Linked DNA regions of Homo sapiens: regions 2, 3 and 4 are each linked to region 1. Evidence: chromatin loops called from intact Hi-C (ENCODE). Cell type or tissue: CD4-positive, alpha-beta T cell. All regions are shown on one strand.

Evidence for each region. Peaks named below come from ENCODE experiments on the same cell type or tissue, not always from the same donor. Only the 100,000 strongest peaks of a DNase experiment are listed, where the experiment ranks them.
Region 2: it touches region 1 in a loop (12-fold over the local background); 52 of 110 quality-filtered maps call a loop at or near these places.
Region 3: it touches region 1 in a loop (13-fold over the local background); 50 of 110 quality-filtered maps call a loop at or near these places.
Region 4: a loop joins it to region 1, with 14 times the contacts of the local background. A loop is called at or near these places in 3 of 110 quality-filtered maps.

The regions. Positions count from the first base shown.
Region 1 is chr12:57,981,194-57,986,193 of GRCh38, reverse strand. It overlaps the pseudogene ST13P8. Among named protein-coding and RNA genes, the nearest start is that of ATP23, 42 kb to the right of the region's middle. In CD4-positive, alpha-beta T cell, no CTCF peak of the experiment used is centred here; a DNase peak (open chromatin) is centred at 2,863.
Region 2 is chr12:59,148,043-59,153,042 of GRCh38, reverse strand. No RefSeq gene overlaps it. Among named protein-coding and RNA genes, the nearest start is that of LRIG3-DT, 230 kb to the right of the region's middle. In CD4-positive, alpha-beta T cell, CTCF peaks have their summits at 2,621 and 2,821 (motif pointing right); a DNase peak (open chromatin) is centred at 2,832.
Region 3 is chr12:59,162,890-59,167,889 of GRCh38, reverse strand. No RefSeq gene overlaps it. Among named protein-coding and RNA genes, the nearest start is that of LRIG3-DT, 240 kb to the right of the region's middle. In CD4-positive, alpha-beta T cell, a CTCF peak has its summit at 2,531 (motif pointing right); no DNase peak of the experiment used is centred here.
Region 4 is chr12:59,806,573-59,811,572 of GRCh38, reverse strand. No RefSeq gene overlaps it. Among named protein-coding and RNA genes, the nearest start is that of SLC16A7, 210 kb to the right of the region's middle. In CD4-positive, alpha-beta T cell, CTCF peaks have their summits at 2,853 and 3,057 (motif pointing right); a DNase peak (open chromatin) is centred at 3,042.

The sequences.
Region 1 (5,000 bases):
ACTCCATACATAATTAGACCCATGTTTTTCAAAACATGTTTCACAAAAGGTGTATGCCTTGCCACATGGATGGTAGTTCTACTAAAAATGGGAGGAAAAGAAAAATTATTTAGCTAAATAAGATTGAGAAACCTAAGCATAAAGTTAAATAAGTTGCATTACCACATAATTTCTTAAGAAATTTTAAAACATTTTTGTGCATTGTGAAACTCTAAGAGACAGTTAAAATTTGCAACATTTCCCATAATTGTTTGATAAGGAAAACTTATGAAACCTTGAATGGTACCAGTGTCTTACAGACCAAAGTTTAAGAAATGCTACATTAGATGAATGTTGAGTGCCCACTATACACAAGGATAGTGTTCATTGAAATATATCCTTTCTTTCAGCCTTGGGGATTTTTTCATCTGTAAACAGATGATAATAACACCTACCTCACAGGGTTGTCATGAAACTGGAATGAAATCAAATATATGCAATGCCAAGGCTAGCACAAAGAGGGCCAAAATGAACTCTCCTTCTCTGTCCATAAAGGCATTACTGTGGGGAAAATGAAATAGTCCTGAATTTTACTGCACTTATACACACCTCTGTATAGGTTTGTATGCCTGGGGACAGAAATGTATCATATGACACTTCATTGTCTGGTTCAGGAGTTAAGTCAGTCCAGCCATGGCCATCTCCCACCCAACTAGATTTAGTTCCTTAACTTCACAAGCCTCCATCCACCACTGCCTTCCTTAATTAGACCTATGGTCCCTCACACACAGTCAACACACTTGTAAAGACCCAGGCATTCAAGCATAAACCAGAAACATAGTACATCCAGTTGCCAAAATGGTTAAGTACTTTTTTAGCGAAGGATCTTAAGCAAATATATATATATATATATGTTATTTAGGGTCATGCAAGTGCTGAACAGTACACTAGAACTGCTTTTAGTTTCTAATCTTTTAACAACACTGCATGGCAAAGTTGATTAAAATAAATATTTAAATAAAATCTAAGTTGAACAAAGCATTACAAAAATGTTTAAGCCTCAAGTGCACGCAGCCACAGAATATGCTCTTGGACATTGCTCCCTGAAAGGGCTGCTATCCCCCGCCTCCTTGAAGGCACCCATGTCAGGGGTTGCCCCATCCAGGGAGCTGGTCCCTAGTTAAGAATATGAGCATGTGTGCGCAGAAAGGCAGGGAACAGCACGAACAGCCACGCTTCTAGAAGGTTCTAGGGAGAGGGCAGGAGCAGCGCAGAGGGAATAGGAATGAGCAGGCAGAGGACCTGGGGTCACGAGACCGTTGGGTGAAGAGGAGCCAGTGGCCAGGAAGGTTCTAGTGTGTTCTGTCTCCCGGCAGCCGCCTGCTTCTACGAGGTCATGCCAAGCCAGCACCTGGGCCTGGAACCAGCCACAGCCCCTTAGCTTTGCCCACCGCCTCCCGAAGTGAACACGCTTCGGGCCTTTGTGAAAATGTGTAAGCAGGATCTCAGCGTTCTGCACACCAAGGAAATGTGCTTCCTGAGGGAGTGGGTGGAGAGCATGGGGAGTAAAGTGCCACCTGCTAGTCAGAAAGCTAAATCAGAAGAAAATACCAAGGAAGAAAAATCTGGTAGTAAGAATGTGGAGGAAGACTTAAAGGCAGATGAACCATCCAGTAAGGAAAGTTATCTAGAAATTAATAATGAAGGTGTGATTGAACCAGACACTGATGCCCCTCAAGAAATGGGAGATGAAAATGCAGAGATAACAGAGGAGATGATGGATCAGGCAAATGATAAGAAAGTGGCTGCTGTTGAAGCCCTAAATGATGGTGAACTGCAGAAAGCCATTGACTTATCACAGATTCCATCAAGCTGAATCCTCACTTGGCTATTTTGTATGCCAAGAGGGCCAGTGTCTTCATCAAATTACAGAAGCCAAATTCTGCCATCCGAGACTGTGACAGAGTCATTGAAAAAAATCCTGATTCCACCTAGGACACAGGAAATTACAGAACATCGGAGAAAGTATGAGCGAAAACGTGAAGAGCGAGAGACCAAAGAAAGAATAGAAAGAGTTAAGAAGACTCGGAAGAGCATGAGAGAGCCCAGAGGGAGGAAGAAGCCAGACAATAGTCAGGAGCTCAGTCTGGCTTTTTTCCAGGTGGCTTTCCTGGGGAAATGCCTGGTAATTTTCCCAGAAGAATACCTGGAATGGAGGGGGCATACCTAGGATGGCCAGAAGGCCTGGACCCAATGAAATTCTTAGTGATCCAGAGGTTCCTGCAGCCTTGCAGGATCCAGAAGTCATGGTGGCCTTCCAGGATGTGGCTCAGAACCCAGCAAATATGTCAAAATACCAGAGCAATCCAAAGGTTATGAATCTTATCAGTAAATTGTCAGCCAAATTTGGAGGTCAAGCCTAATGCCCTTCCGATAAATAAAGGCATTGCTGAAGGAAAAGCAACCTAGATCACCTTATGGATGATGCAGTAATACAAACCGGTGTACCTCTGACCTTCTCATCAAGAGAGCTGGAGTGCTTTGAAGATAATCCCTACCCCTCTCCCCCGAATGCAGCTGAAGCATTTTACGGTGGTTTGCCATTAGAGTATTCATTCAGATAATGTTTTCCTACTAGGAATTACAAACTTTAAACCCTTTTTAAACCTTAAAAATATGTAAAACAAATTTAAAGGGTCTGTTAATTCTTATATTTTTCTTTATTAATCATTTTGGATTTTTTTATTTGAATTATTGGGCAGGGAAAATACTTATGTATGGAAGATTATTGCTCTAATTTGAGTGAAATAAAAGTTTATTAGTGCGAGGCAAAAAAAAAAAAATGTTTAAGCCTCTTGTGATGCACAATTCATCAGTGATACATTAGTGCCCTCTGCTGCTGGCTGAGTTTTCCAACAGCTCAGAATTTCGGTATGGCTTTTCTTTTTCTCCTTTTTTTTTCCTCTCTCTCTCCTCTTCTTTTAAGAACATTGCAGTGTATTGTTTTGGTTCAACATTTTACACATAAATTAATAAAATTAGTAGAATGGTAATCAGGATGCATGGGATTATTTTAAATTATTATTGCTTGTGTTTCGACATCAACGCAAAGAAATTTCTTGATCAAAATTACTTAGAGATTTCATATTGAGCTGCAATCACGGAACACAGCATACATTATTGCTCCTTAATTGTAAAATATTCTATAAAAGGTAACTTATGTAGCTGGCCTGATAGCATATCATATAGGTTCCAATTTTTAATGATTATAAATATAATAATTTACCCCTCATTTTGCCTGGCTTATTTCTTAGGGTTGCCAGATTTAGCAAATAAAACTATGTCCCAGGTACTTTCATGGAACCTATTTCTACTAAATACTTATACTAAAAAATGCTAAATTCTTAGGTAAAAAAAAAATATTTACAGTTGATCTGAAATTCAAATTTAACTGGATTTCCTGTATCTTACCTAGTGACCTTATCTATTCTCATGTGTGCTCTGAATTTCATAATTGAAATTCTTTTCTGTTATGATAATCAGAGTTTATCCTACCGTAATAATGACTAAAACCAAACACATTTCTTTATTTTCTATTTCTTTCCTCACATTTTGTGAAACGCTGAGTAGGTTTTCACATAACAATGCTTAATGCACAAATTGACATAACAAGGTTTGTTAGTCATGAGATTAAAAGCATTTGTTCTTAAAAGAAGAGTTATTTAATTAATGGATGGATTAAGTAAGAACAATCCTGAATTCCTCAACTTCCTTTATGGAGCAACAAACATACTATATAAAAAGCATATAAAAATTCCGTTTTACGAATGGTAAGTTTGAAAGTGAGGCCACCCAGATGCAACATTATGCTAAAGCAGTGATTCTCAAGCTTGCACAGCTGAACTTGTGGAAGTTTTTTGGGATTTTGTGTGTTTGTTTTTGAGACAGATTCTCACTCTGTCACCCAGGCTGGAGTACAGTGGCACAATCACAGTTCACTGCAGCCCCGAACTCTTGGCCTCAAGCGATCCTCCCACATCAACTTCCCAAGTAGTTGGGACTAGGTGCACCACCATGCCTGGCTAATTTTATTTATTTATTTATTTATTTATTTATTTTAGAAACACGGTCTCACTATGTTGTCCAGGCTGGTCTCAAACTCCTGGCCTCAAGAGATCCTTCTGCCTCAGGCTCCAGAGTCGCTAGTATTACAGGTGTGAGCTACTGCGCCTGGCCAGAGAGTGCTTCTTGATTTTAATATACACATGAATGAAACAGATTGATCTAGCAGAATCTGGGCATTTCTAATTAGCAACTAGTTGATGCCATTGCTGCTAAGCCAAGGACCATACTTTGAGAAGAAAGATTTTAGAAGAGACCAAAAAAGAAAAAGCAATTTGTTTCAAAATGGAACTGTATAATGTCTGTGAGAATTGAAAATGCAGATTACTTACCACCACATTACTGCCAGAATGTAATGATAACTGCCACAGAAACGAAGGATGGGAGCGGAGATGAAAGAAAACGATTAATCGTCCTGTGGTGGTGTTCAGTGTGCCATCTTCAGTTCCTTTATCGTTTTCTGTCACAGTATCTCTCACTGGCAAAATGGAATTAATATTTGCTCCCTCACTACTTTTTCAGAATTTGAGAATTTGCATTAGATCATTTTATATGCAGCATCCCAAATATGCAGTAATTTAAAGCATACAAGTTTAGACCACATTAGAATTGAGTTCATAGTTTATTTCCATCAGACCTCTTTTAACCATTTTGGTCTGTTGGAGTTTAAGTAGCAAGATGCAGATTGTGCAACCATGTGGAGCTGATCAAATCAACCCCTGAAAGTGTAATTGGTAAATCTCTTCAAGTGCTTTTGAAAAATTAATCAAGACAGGTTTGGTGAACCTTTGCTGAGAGTGTCATTAGGACAAATGACTTGGTTCCCAATATATTATCATAAAGGAAAACTCCAGCTGCAAATCCCAAGGTGACCCATTTATCTCACTTGAATGGAAAAT
Region 2 (5,000 bases), 1.2 Mb before region 1:
CTGTAGAGCACAGTTTTCCTTATTCCAGCATTAAGAGGCTTTTTGGTTTAATGGCTACCCCCGCCCACTAACCTTAAAGTGAAGCCTGCTGAACTTGACCACACACAGAGCTTCCTATTTATTCCTTCTAAGTGTCAGTATAAAACAAACATTCAACATAAACTGCAGGATATCTGCAACATGAAAAACATACAATAGAAACCGATAATTTGTGTAACATAATGATGAAAATTTGTTCAAAGTCAAATATGTTTTCTCAAAGATTAAAGAAGATACAGTATCCACCAAATAGGAATGAAAGGCTATGAAAAAAAAATCTAAGAAAAAGAGTGCTTTTAGAAATTAAAAGAAAATGATTGGAGGACTAATTAATTGGAAGATAAAAGTTAAAAAAATCTCAGATTTATAGAAAGATAGAACAAAATTCAAAAAGACCTAGTCAGAATCCATAACATCTAAGAAATGATCCCCCAAAAGGGTGAAAATGAACAAATTTTAAAATACAAGGCAAGTTTAATAACTTAATGTTAGTTTTAAGTTAAAAAAAAAAGAAACAGTGTTCATAGCTGAAGTTTCCCAGTGTTCTGGAATATGCTGAACAATGATAAGGTACCTTAATAGGGTTTTCACAAAGTACAGAATGGACTCAAATGAGGTTGTCATCAACTCTATCCTGGAATTTTTCAGGGTCACCAAATAACATATAAGTAGACTACTAGAATATGACTGAGAATTCAGGATTAGAAGAGACAGAAGTAAGTGATTCTAGAAAAAGGGAATAGCACACGCAAAACTCTGGTGTGGACAAATGCAAACTGCCTGCTGTCCTATGGTAATCTTCGGAATCTGTAATAAGCACCAGCTCATCAGGACAGATGTAGCAATCAATTCGGACAGATACCAGCTCTTCACAACCAATACAGCCATACCTGACTAAGTGTCATCCCTGCTGTCACTGAGAGAGAAGGGCAAGTTCTTTAGTTTAAGAAGAACAAAAAGGATGAATAAAGGAAGCAAAAAAAAAAAAGATGAGGTAGATTTGCTGTTTTAAGGCATACGGTTTATGGAGTGAGAAGACCTACTGTGCTATAAATTCCTGCCCTTTGTCCTCCAGAGTCTATCCTTTGTCTATGTATACATGTGTGTGGCGGGGGAGGGGGGAGCCTGGAAGAGGAAGATGAATTAAATATATATTTGATTTTAAGCTCAAGATAAAGCTTAATATGTTTGTACTTCTGGGCAAATGCATTGTTACTTTCTGGGCAAAGACTTCATTTTAAGGCAATAGAGGGCTGATTGACCTTTCAGTGGAGGAGGTTTTCATGGTAAAGTCTCAGGGTTTCTTGAATACCAGAGGGGGCAAGAGAAGAGTTAAGGGTTATAAGGAGACAGGGGGTACTGAAAACAAAGATTCATTAAAAGCTCACCTTGGTTCAGGTACTATAACCTAGGACATACAGATATGGATTACTGGGATGATAAACAAGAAAAAAAACTGAATTCATAAGAGCCATGAGAGGAGTAAGTTTGGAGTGATAGGAGAAAGGGGGAAAAATTAATCTATTCTTAGAAATGACTCAACCCAACAGGATCTACAAATCTAAGGAATGTAAGCTACAAGAAACCAAGAGCTTTTTTACTTCTTATTCATCTGAGAGTTGCACAAGTTAGGTTTGTTAATTTCTAATGAATTAATTGAATGGGTGATTATGCTGATTATGTTTTATTTTGAAATAGTAGTAAATTTACTATAGCCAATTTATTTTTCATATTTTGTCAAAAAATTTTGCTTAAAGTGTCTCTATTTTTCTAATTTAAATTCATGCCAGGTGCAGTGGCTCACACCTGTAATCCCAGCACTTTGGAAGGCCAAGACAAGTGGGTCATTTGAAGTCAGAAGTTCAAGACCAGCCTGGCCAACATGGTGAAACCATGTCTCTACTAAAAATACAAAAAAAATTAGCCGGGTGGTAGTGGTGCATGCCTGTAATCCCAGCTACCCGGGAAGCTGAGGCAGGAGAATTGCTTGAGCCTGGGAGGTGGAGGTTGTGGTAAGCCAAGATCATGCCACTGCACTCCACTCTGGGTGACACAGTGAGACCCTGCCTCAAAAAAAAAAAATTCTCTGCTGCATGTCTCTGCTTCAGTTTGCAGAATCTCAGGCATAGTGAATAAAACTCATTCCAGTTCAGGAAATTCCATTTTCAGGCTGGACTCAGTGGCTCACACCTGTAATCCCAGACTTTTGGGAGGCTGAGGTAAAAGGATCTCTTGAAGCCAGTAGTTCGAGACCAGCTGGGAAATTAAACAGGACCTGTCTTTCCAAAAACAAATTTAAAAATTAGCCTGGTGTGATGATGCACACCTGTAGTCCCAGCTACAAAGGAAGCTGATACAGGAGGTTCGCTTGTGGCTAGGAACTTGAGGCCACTGCACTCCAACCCAGGCAACAGAGAGACCTGTCTCTGAAAGAAGAAGAAGAAGAAATAAATTCAATTTTCAGAAAATGGCCCATTAGAAGTCTCCAATTAATGAAGTGATAAATTGAGTTGTGCATTAAAAGTTACCATAAATTTTATATTTCTTATATAGCAACATATTTCTCTAACTTAGTAATTAGTCTATTGATTTGTTCATAAATGAAATTTGAGACACAAGCAAGGTGAGTTGTTACATGTTAAATCAGTTATTATAAAATCAGGTTTTTGTCAAATTGTACTTATCTAAAAGTAAATAAATAATTAGCTGATCCTTCACACAGTGTTTTCCAATGTCCTCATTACTGTCTTCTGCACAAACCACTAGGGGGCAAGACAGTCTAACATATTAGAGTAGACCTAATTGTATCCAACAGAGGGCAGTAATACACAAACTAGGGAGACAAGTCAATTACATTACATTTCAGCCATTCGCATCTGCCATTTCCTCTGGGGATTATAAGAGGGAGGGAAGAAAGGAAGGAAGGAAGGAAGAAAGGAAGGAAGAAAGCAAGGAAGGGAGGGAGGGAACAACCCTCTCAATAAACAATTCATTGGCTGACTTTTCTGAAATTGTTAAACAAGTGAATTTAATAAACAATTTTTTCTAGATTTAAATAATTTAACTTTGAAGTGAAAAACCATAAGTTAGAAGATAAGTGTTAACAAATAGAAACAATAAAATGTGAAAATCATTTCCAATGAAAGGGAGCAAGTGTTAACAATTTTATTTTTATGGGCAAATGCAATATCATGTTACTTTTAAAGGATAAGTAGTGAATCAACAGCATAAATAATTATTTATTAGACAAAAAACAAGAGCTGAGTATCAGTGAAGTGTTAGACATTCAAAGTCATAGTCAAGGGATTAGCAATGTCTCATAAACATCTTGAAGAAGAAACCTCGGTTATGGGGAAAAGTCAAGAGTCAGAAAGCCTGGGTTTATTACTGACTATAGTATCTGATGGCTGTATGATAAGTGGTAGGTTGGTCAATCTACACAGGCTTCAGTTGCCTCATGCAAAGTTACAGAACTTGTAACGTAAATGGTTTCCCAACCTGGCTGCTCATAGAGGAAACCTTGCATTGTCATTCTCCATACCTTGTGAATTAGCACTGACTCTCCAGGAATGAAACTCAGCAACATCTATACATACATATACATATGATACAATTTAAGATCATATTATACACACATGCAATTCTAGATAATTCTGATGGTCTGTCATTATTATAACTATTGGGCTAAATGATGGTTAAGATTTATATTTTCTCTATAAAATTCTGAGTTGATGACTATTTGTGCATAATTACAACTAGTATTTTAGGATATAAGATATTTTTCTCACCCAGCACTAAACACATACACACACCAAAAACTCCATCACATTAAAAAAAACAAATAGAACTTGACAGAGTTCAAGATGTGCTATCCTAAAATGTGGCACCTTGACATATGGAATATTTTAAGTTGAAGGAATTTGTGAAATAGATATGCAGGAAGATATCTCTGACTTCTCCTTCACTTCTCCCCTAGAGAAGGTCATAGGGCTTCATGTGAGAGGTGGCTTCTCAATACCTAGAGGAAAGGAGCATCCTTACCTCCAAAGACACAGATCACAGGGACACCAAGAGGAATCTGAACAAAAAGGCCCAAGTTCCCCTGGTTTATTACCCTTAACTCATACTCTTTCTTCCTTCTTTCCTTCCTTCCTTCTTTCCTTCCTTTTTTCTTTCTTTCTTCCTGCTCTTTTTTTTTGCCTTATGCTTTTCCATGATTCTCTATTCTTCCTCAAACCTATTTAAAACACTTCCTCAAATCTATTTAAAAACACTCAGGTTTAATTGTTTTTTTCAGTCTTCACTTCTTTATGAAGGCTCCTGTGTCATGTAAAAAATAATATTAAATAAATGTGTATGCTTTTCTCTTGTTAATCTGTCTTTTGTTATAGGGGCCCCAGCCAATGAACCTATGATGGGTTAGAAGGAAAATGTATTTTTTTTCCTCCCCAACAAATTAAAAAATAAATCAATTAGAAGACAAAGTTTCCAAGAGTTCCATTGAAACACTGGCACTTTTTCATTTCTCCTCAGAACTTTCTTTCTTTTTTTTTTAACTGAATAGTTGTCATTATTACTTTTGATGTGATGTGGCTGCAACTGATTATATGCATAAACACCTTGACATTACTATTATTGTTGTTGTTGTTATATCTTGTATTAGTCCGTTCTCATGCTGCCAATAAAGACATATCTGAGACTGGGTAATTTATAAAGGAAAGAGGTTTAATTGACTCACAGTTCCGCATGGCTCTAGAAGCCTCAGAAAACTTACAATCATGGTGGAAGGAGAAGCAAACACGTCCTTCTTCAAATGGCAACCAAGGAGAAGTGGTGAGCAAAGGGGGAAAAGCACTTAACCATCAGATCTCATGAGAACTCACTCACTATCACAAAAACAGCATGAGGGTCACCACCCCTGTGATTAAATTACCTCCCACTGGGTTCCTCCCATGACATGT
Region 3 (5,000 bases), 1.2 Mb before region 1:
TCAGTCCCATCCTCTAAGAAATATACACTGGGAGATTCTAAGTAAAGCATAGAGAAGAACAGCAATTATAATTTTTTTCACTGTTGCACTAAAATTAAAACTCATAAAATCACTTAAGATTAGGGAAATTAGCAAAATTGAATAAGTGTGTCCATAAACACAAATTTTCATTTGCTGTCATATTCATGTTCTCACTGAACAAAGGAGGAAAGAGAAAAAATGTAATTCTGTTTTCTACCTAAAAGCTAAGAATTTATTTTTCTTTTTTTCCTTGCACATAAGTGCATCTTCCTTTTAAATGCCTCATATATAACAGGGTCACTCTACTTATGAGCCAATAATGTGGAGATTATTAGTCCATATTCCCCAGGTGTTATCTAGGGCAGTGATGCTGTAAAATGGAGATGGGAGCCATACATTGACCCTGTTAAAGATAATAATTCAATGATTTACAAGATACGTCACAATGAAATCAACTGAATTCATTGTCTCACTAAACAATGCAAACAGGGTTAAAATATTATCCTCCAGTGATTTGAGCTTGCATTGTCCCCATTACAGCTGCATTATTGGGGCTTCAAAAGTCATATGCAGGTATACGTAATTGATATTATTAAAACAGAATATCAAACCCTTAGTTTTTACATTACTTGTACAATAGAATCAGAAATCAATTGAGTGCATTTCATTTATTTGCAGAAAATTTACATGCAGTATTTTTTTTCTTCTATTTCCAACTTATCCAAATTGACTTTCATGACTTCTTCCCAGTAAATCTAACATCCACTTTAGTTGTAAATGCAGTCTGCTTATCCACCCTTAATTCACCACCCCAGCCTCCACGCTAATCTCTCCTCACACCAAGATCCCTGCCCAGAAAGTTCATTAAGTGGCCTGGGAAAAAAAGTTTATTACTGAAAACGATAAGGGAGAACTTCCTTTCTCATACCCTGGAAATGTGCAAAATAAAGGATGATGATGAAGCAGCAGCAATGCTTTCAAAATGCAGATGAAGGGTCACTTCTATTCAGTTTGTCCTGATTAATAGATGCATGAATCATGATTCATTTTATTCGTGACTGTTAAAAGTATATTTTAGATCATAGTACTATTTTGTTTAAAATTCTTCAAGAGCTTTTCACTGCAACCAAAAGAAAATACAAACTACTAGGCTGACTTCCCTGATTTTATCTCTCTCTTATTCTTATCCCTTTCACTAATCTCTAGCCACTTTGGACTTTGTACCTTAAACATGTCAAGTTTTTTCTCTGTTGGGCTTTTATACTTATTGCTTTATTTGCTTCACACACTCCTCCCCAAGATTTTTACCCTCTATCATTTTCTTATCAATCAACTGATAACTCAGAGAGCATTTGCTAATAAATCTACCTACAAAGCAGCCCTCTTGTCTCTATAATATTATCATTTTATCTGTATCATTGCACAGCACCTAAAACTGTTCTTTTTACTTGGTTACATGCTTATTTTCTCTTTTTCCTGGCTAGAGCATAAACTGTTTAGAATAGGGACTCTGCTCCAGTCATGCCAATGATTAGTAGGTGTTCTATATATATTTGCTTACTAATTGTTGATTTACCCCTCAATACTACAACTACTCTCATGCTTTCCTCCCCAGTTATTTTCTTGATTGTACTGAAAATCATCCAGTAAGTGGCCACACTGAGATAAAAATCCAGACGGAATCTAGAGTACTGACTCTTAAAGATAACATTATGGCACATTTTTAAGAGTAATACAAGGGAAATGGAGTGAATATTGCAGTATTTATGTCTATCAGCACTGTCCCTCTGAATTTTCTGCAATGATGGAAATGTTCTATAAATCCAGCTGTCCAATACAGTATCCATTAACATATGTGGCTACTGAGCACTTGAAATGTGGCTAGTCAAACAGATAAAATGGGGTTCTTTGGGTGTAGACCCCCATAGACGTAAATATTAGGGCATCTGAAGGCAAAGGGGCTAATTATTTCTTAAGGCTAACTAGTACTCTACAGAATAAATAATAATAGAGACATAAGAAATATAATATAGCAAGTTAGAGAACCAACCATTTAGACTTTAAATGCTAACTTTAGGTTGATAAAAATCATTGGTTCTATTTGAACCACGAGAGCACCTTTCTCCTTTTCAAATTTGACTGCTTTTAATTACTAGAATCTAGGTTATAAAAGTTGTTAGTATTTCTATAACCTGAGTTTTTGTATCACAAAATAGTATTAAATTGTCAAGATCATTATTCTATTTTTATACAGACAACATAAGAGAATACTTAATTATTCCCTATTACTGGAAAAAAGGTAAATTAATTTTTAATGTATTAAAATAAGAACAGGAAGAAGGAATTTTATTTCTAAATAATTAGATGGACATTGTTAAATAATTTTTATTCAGTATTTGCTGATAATAAAATCATTTAAGGAAATATGTTCAATACTTATCTGTAAAAATTGGACATTCTTTTGAATATTTTCTTCTGCAATTATTTTGAATCAACCTTTAATGAGAGAGTATATTTTAATGCTAATATCTTCTTCGTATCACACATCCAGTAGGTGGCAGTCTTTCTTTTGAATTAAGAACCCAATAGAATAAAAGTAAGGATGGACGGATAGATGAGCTAAACAAACCCCATCATTCTAAAATGTACTGTGCATTTTCAGCTAAATGGTGAAATGAATATCTGGTCTTCCAATCCAGTAGATTTTGCAAGACTTGAAGCTGAAGTAATGCCTTGTTGTTGACAATAATATAGGTCACCGGGACACCTGGGAAAAGGGAATAACTAGGTTGTCTGGTCTGACTGGAAATTATTGCAGAGCTCTGTCGTGTTTTCAGTGCCTCAGGCCATAGGACAAATTTGTAGCTGATCTGGGAGTAAGTTCAAGAGTCAAGATGATGCCAAAATATAATTTTTTTCATCAAATCTCTCCTGAAGCTGTAAGAAAATAACAGTGATTTAAGCTTTTCATCTCTTTTCATTATCCATTTTTAATGTCATGGAGACATGACAATACAGCAAAATAAAAATGTATAAAGAGATAAAAAATAGCAAACAGTGAGTGCCACATACTGCCTTTTGAAGAGTTTAAAGCACATTTATGGATATCATCTCACACTGAGAGATGATATTTAATTTTTCAAAGCCTTACTGAGTAACTTTAACAATATTTGAAATATATACAATTGGTTACTTTTTTCTGTCTGAAAGAAATCAACATTCTACTCATTTTTTCTTTCTTACTGTTCCTACTTCAAACTTGGTTGGGTTGTAGTTTATCTTTCAGAAGGGGAGGTGCATAAGTATTTCCACCTTTATAAGGGTTGGTTTTTTGTTCCTAACACCCCAGATTTCATGTTTGTTTCATTTTGTCTATCTCATTTCTAAAACATTCTTTCTGGAGTAAGATAAGATAAAAATCAATAATTCAACCATTGTGGTTAGATGGCCTACCAGCCTTCAATTCCCAACACATTGATCACACAAATCCCTTTCTTCATGTACTTAGTTTTTTTTATTATTATTGTTCACTAGACCATAACACTGAGGTCCCTCTGGTGAGAGATATGTTTTACTCATTGTTATTCTACCCACAAGGTCCAGCATAAGACTTCTATATGGTAGGCATTCATGCAACATTTATTTAATGATTGAGCAAATTAATGAATATTAAATCAAATTTTACTTTCCTTTGGGTTTATGCCATGTAAAGTTTCTAAATTTTTTCCCATAATATGTAGGAACTCATTTCCGTACTTCAACAGCTAACATTCCTAATACTGAATATTTCTGTTAATGTTAACTCCAAATTTTTTCTGATAACAGTAATGCCCTAAGCTCTTAACTTTTTCTATAGACACCCCTTTAACTGATTAAAAAAAAAAAACTTCATGAAGCAAGTAAATACATGTTTCATGTCAATTTTACTACATCTTAAGCCACTCTTTGCTCACAAACTGGTTCCACATGGTTGCCGGGAGAAGAAAAGAGAGCAGATAAGGTAGTCAAGGATTAAATATCCCAATAGCCAAGTACCACAGGGCATGCTACAATGTCAGAGGGGCCCAAATTCTGTGGTAAGTCAGGAGTTCAGATATACATTTCTGGAAATACAAAAAGGAATTTTTAAAGCTACTTCCCAAATGTTCAAATAAAATTAATAAATTATTACTATAAACCCAAGAACCACTTACTCTTCAGACTATATTTCATTTCTCACCAAGTTTTCTCTGTTAAATATGATTACCTTGTCCAGTTTAACCTCAAAAACTACCTTTCTAGATTTTAGTATTAATCATTATTACATTAAAAATCTTTCATTATTGCCATCTCTGTTCGATCTTCACATAGTTAAGTTCATGCCTGTTCAGCCTCTGTAAACAGAAAACTATGGTCTCCTATGAGTATCACTCTAGCTTCCAGTGTACAGAAAGGAATTCATCCTTGTAGTAAAACTTCTAGTTCAGTTTGTTTTAATACATAAACGACTCATTATTTAATATTCTCTCCTTTGTTACATACTTCTAGTCTTGACTCCTTCATTTGGACCCTGTGTTAGTTCTGAAAAACAACCTTTCTGCTATTTGTTTCTTCATCTTGATCTGTCTCCAAATTACTAACCTCTTGACATCAATTTTGCTATAAAGAAGTCAATAACATTTGAAGGGAATAGCTTAAGCATATTACGACACACATATTGAGTATCTGGGAAATATTATAAGATTTAGCTGTAACACATTCATGGAACATCTACTATTAATATTATTAATATTATTCAGATCAATGGCTTTGATTGCCATTTGTATGGAGATGATTAGTGTAAATCTCTCTTCTGGATTCCAGTCTTCACGTACCAAAGTTTCTGAGATAGTTATACAATTAGTTCCAATTGTATTCATCTTTTTTTGGTTGTGGGCTACACAGAGTTGAAACAGTTAAGTTTTAGATTTGTTAACATAAATGTCTTAAGCAATGGCAAA
Region 4 (5,000 bases), 1.8 Mb before region 1:
TTTAGCATTTCGTTTCTAAGCATTACTTTGGGATCAATTTCAGGGTTTGGGTTTTGTCAATAGAACAAAGTAAGTTGTGTTACACTAATTTTCTAAATCTTTATAAACCCATGGTCACTTTTGCTAAGCATAAAAATATTAAAATCTCATTTAATGTCATTTGGAATTGCAACTAAATATTTGAATAGATTGACAATTTTGAAAACTTTTTCCAATTAATTGGCTTCTGAGGATTCCAATATACCTCTCTCCATGCTCATTCCCCTCATATATTGCCCTTGTTAACTCCAGAGCTTGCATGTACTTACCTAATGTTTTTATATCTCTGACCCAGAGGGAAGCAAAAATAAATAAAGAATTAGAGTAATTGTTCAAATTATTCTAACCAAACTTTTTCTTTGGTTATTGTGGTACTTAACATCTTCACCCAGTAGATCTCCTCCTCATTTCTGATAACCTAACCTGGCCCCTGACCCCAGGGGTGACATGTGACCCAAGTTGAGAGATTCAAAATCTATAAACTGGCTTCAAGGCATTGGTCCAGGGGTAGGCATAATAATACAAGAAGGGACAATAATAATCACTTCCCTGGCTTTTTAACTAGAACATGTGTATGTGTTAGAGTTGGAGTTATTATGTACACGTGCATGTTTAGAGGATGGTGAATATCTCTTTCTTCTATGGATATAGAGTTGCAGGAATATAGGCCCAGAATATATTTACCTGTCACACAGACAGAAAGAATAAGCCTGCATACAGAGAAAAGCAGAGATAACAGACAGCAGACTATCCTGAGAGTGCCAAGTTTCAATATTCCAGAGATGCCCTGAGGCTTAAAATTCTTCCTTCAATTCTGTGAAGTACGCTAATATCTTGTATATATACGTGTGTGTGTGTGTGTGTGTGTGTGTGTGTATGTGTTTGTGTATTTGCTTAAGATGGATTGAACTGAGTCCCAACCATTTACAATTGTAATGGTCAATACAATTGCTAAGAATCCCAGCTTATTATAATACAGTTATGTGTCACTTAGCAATGGAAATATGTTCTGAGAAATGTGTCATTAGGCAACTTCGTCACTGTATGAACATCATAGAGTGTACTTACACATACCTTGATAGTATAACCTACTACACATCTAGGCTATACGGATAGCCTATTGCTCCTAGGCTACAAAATTGTACAGAATGTTACTGTATTGAACACTGTAGGCAATTATAGCACAATGGCTTTTGTGTATCTAAACATATCTAAACATAGAAAAGGTACAGTAAAAATATGGCATGAAAGATTTTAAAAAGTGGTATTCCTATATAGACCAGTTCCATTATAATCTTATAGGACCACCATCATATATGCAATCCGTTGTTAACCAAAATGTCATCATGTGGTGCATGACTGTGTGTGTGTCAGTGTGAGGATGACTGCATCTATTATGCTTTTATTAGTGATATATTTGGACTTCTTTTTTCTCATATTAGTTTTTTAAAAAGTATTCTTTAGCTAATATGTTATATAAAAAACCTGTGAGATAATAGAACTTTGGAGAAATATGTGTGATTACACTGTTTTCCTAATATAAATATACAACTTGACATATATTTTTCTTAAAATAGTATTCAAATGATTAGTATCATATAATCAAGTTTTCAATTTAATTTTCATTTGCTAGAACTTCAAGCTAATATTATATCAAATTAACAACACCAAGCTTAAGATTGGCTTTTTAATTTTAACATAAAAGTTATGTAAACAAAATTTATAAGGAAAATTCTGTGAAGTGGAAAATGGGAAAAACTGCTTTAAATAGATTTTCTTATAATTAACTTGAAAAGTAAAATATAATAACAAAAGTTTAACTTGGTGATAGTGAATATAATTATGCTTTATATTTATTTAGTTGTTCTTTATATTTATTCTTTAAAATAGGAAATGATTATATTCATCTCAACTTAGGGTAATGAGCAAACATAATTTTAATATAGTGCCTTTCACATAGAAGTCAAGAAGCTTGATATGATGATAATGACAATTATATTTTTAATTTGAATCTATGAGACATAAGTTATCTCAATTAAAGCAAATTGGAAATGAAGAAATATAATCAATAGAAACGTAGTAACTTAATGTCATTTTTTTTTTCAATATATAGCAGCCATTTTGCCTCTCAACCTAGCAGCTCTTCCTCTCTGGCATAAAATCTCAAATTTCCTTCAGGAAAATATCCTCCATCCACACTCAGATCACAAGGTTCAGGAGGGTCTTTGTCACAGGCTAAATCTCTGCATTTGAGATTTAACCTGGCCAAGGAAAGCCCGGAACTTCCTTAGACACAGGGATTGGTTGAATGATGAGTATTTGGCCAACTATATTGAAGCAGAATTCTGGGGCTTGTGAGGAGCCACTAGGACAAAATGCTCTCTGTTTTGCTAGACTTGAAGCTATGATCATATATGTAAGCCTGGAACAATTGACAAACATTTTGAAACTATAAGAAGTCTTAGAATGTAACCTGTATAGAGGAAATTGATACTGAGCAATGGAAATAGACTCAGTCCTAAAGACTTAAGTTGAGATCCTTGAATCAAGTGGCACGTCAAGTCACTTCTGAGGAAGAAATTTCTTTTACTTATCTAACTTGGGTGCATTTTTTGTCAGAAATGGAAGAGTGTGTACTTATAAACTACACCTGGAGTTGATTTTTTAATGTTTTATAGATGTTTATCTAATTCATATTACTAGTTAAATGAAGCATAATCCTATATAATTTTACTGTCAATATTCCACACTGTAACCTAAGTTGAGACTTCAGTAAATTCTCAAAGATAATCAGTATGGATGCACAGTCATCTAGTGCATGCTCAGCACTTTATTGATAATTTTTTTAAGGATGAAAGCATGATGCTTGCTGTTAAGAAAGTTATAGTATATTTTTGAAGGAAATAAAGATACATTAAGCAAGAGCTGCTCCCTGTGTCTTATAATTAAGTGCTCTGATTACGCACTTCCCCACTGGGTCTCTGCACCTTACCATAAAAATTACACGTCTCATCCACTAGAGGGCCGAATACAAGCAACTCTTTGGTCAGAGTAGCATAGTAAATTTAGAATTTAGTGATTAGACAAAGGACAAAATCTAGGGAGATTATTAGCAAGAAGAGGAAGATTATTTGCTAACAGAGGATGAAAATACTTGAGCTTGATTTCTATGTTAATGGATGATAAGATAGGAATTTGCAGGAGGAGCAGGGGACATTTCATGAGGAGCAAACAGCAAATAGTCCCTAGGCATTTTGCACATAGCCATTCTACACTTTATAAAGAAGAAATTTTGTTTTCTGATGTGTTTACGTAATTTTCCCTATTTCAAATACAAATGTAGATTATCTTTCTGAGCCTATGATGATTTTATTCAAAATTTAGAATGTGTGCAATTAGATTTATTAGAAGAATTAAGTGTCAAGCTTCCATCTTAAATCTTATTGCAAAAAACAATAACTCAAAATCATGGACCAAATCTTAGTAAGTAGGAGTTCATCAGGTCAAGAAATGGGAAAGAGCATTATAGGCTTATGAAACAGCATGAGGCAAAAAAAGGGCAGACTTATGAAAATAAGGAGACACATATGTCTATATTTTAGAAATTATAAAAGGATTTATTAAGAAATAGGTCTGGAAAGCTAAGTAGTGATACCTAATGAGGAATTTTCATACCATGCTCTTGATATTGATCTTTTTACTTTACAAAACAAAAAATTCATTGAATATTTGGAACAGTGGTGGTAATTTGATAAGAATCTAGGTAGAACATGAAGGTTAAATAGTCATGAGGAAAATTTGAGTGAAAGATTAGATATGGCATATTTATGGGATATAAAGAACTAGGGGATTAGATATAAAAAAATAGACTGTAGACCTATGTGAATTAGAACAGGGACTACAGGTGGGGTGTGGCAATGTACATGGAGATGGTAGAGCCCTGTTGATTGATTTGTGACATTTGTATTGTTTTTGTTTTCTAGCTTTATGAAAAATAATTGTAACCAATGCTACTTTCTCTTAGTGTACAAGTCAAAGTCCTTTATCTGATCAGTAAGTTTCTAAAATTGGTCCCTATTTCCCTCTAAGATCTCATCTGCTGCTTTCTCCCTTTCTATCTCTGAACACTGCTGAACACTTTGCCCTTTCTTGAACATGCCAGATATACTCCTAACTTAGAGCTTTTGCACTTAGTGTTTTCTTTGCTCAGGATGTTCCTTCTTCAGAAATCTTCATGGCTTGTTTCTTCACCTCCTTTATCTTTATATGCAAATATCACCTAATTTGCATTTTCCATTCTATCTAAAATTGTAACCTCTTTATCCCCCTTCCCTGCACTGTTACTTTCTTAGCACTTATTATCTAACATATTTAATGATTTATTTTTTTGTTTATTGTTTTCTCCACTAGAAAATTATGTGTTCTAAACGTTTTACTATTTTGTTTACTGCTGTAAACTTAGCATTTAGAACATCTCTACAATTATAAGTACTCAAATATATTTGTCAAATGCATAAAGTAATATGTTTTACGGTTTATGTAGCTGTTTATGTGCTTTTAATATTTTTATTCATTTGTCATATATACCACCCTACTACTACCACTTGTGAATTTGGCCAAATTGGTGTGCAGAAAACCTCTGAACACAAGATGCAACTCCCCCATGCCCAGCAGGCCCTGTCCCTAAAAACACCTGCACAAACATACAAACACACTTTCTTTCTCCCTTTCTGTCTAGGAGAAAATATATGAGAAAAATATTTTCTATTTTGACTTAATAGCCTTGTGGATGAAAGCTATATTACATAATGTTTTTTTACCTAATTTTATCTATTAGGTGAAATTCATTTGTGTATATTAAGCTAATATTTGTAGCTTATTATGTCAAGTTCCACACCATGACAGGCACCTAATATTTATCTGACCTTCTCTCTATTTTTCTTTTTGTTTTTTGTTTTTCA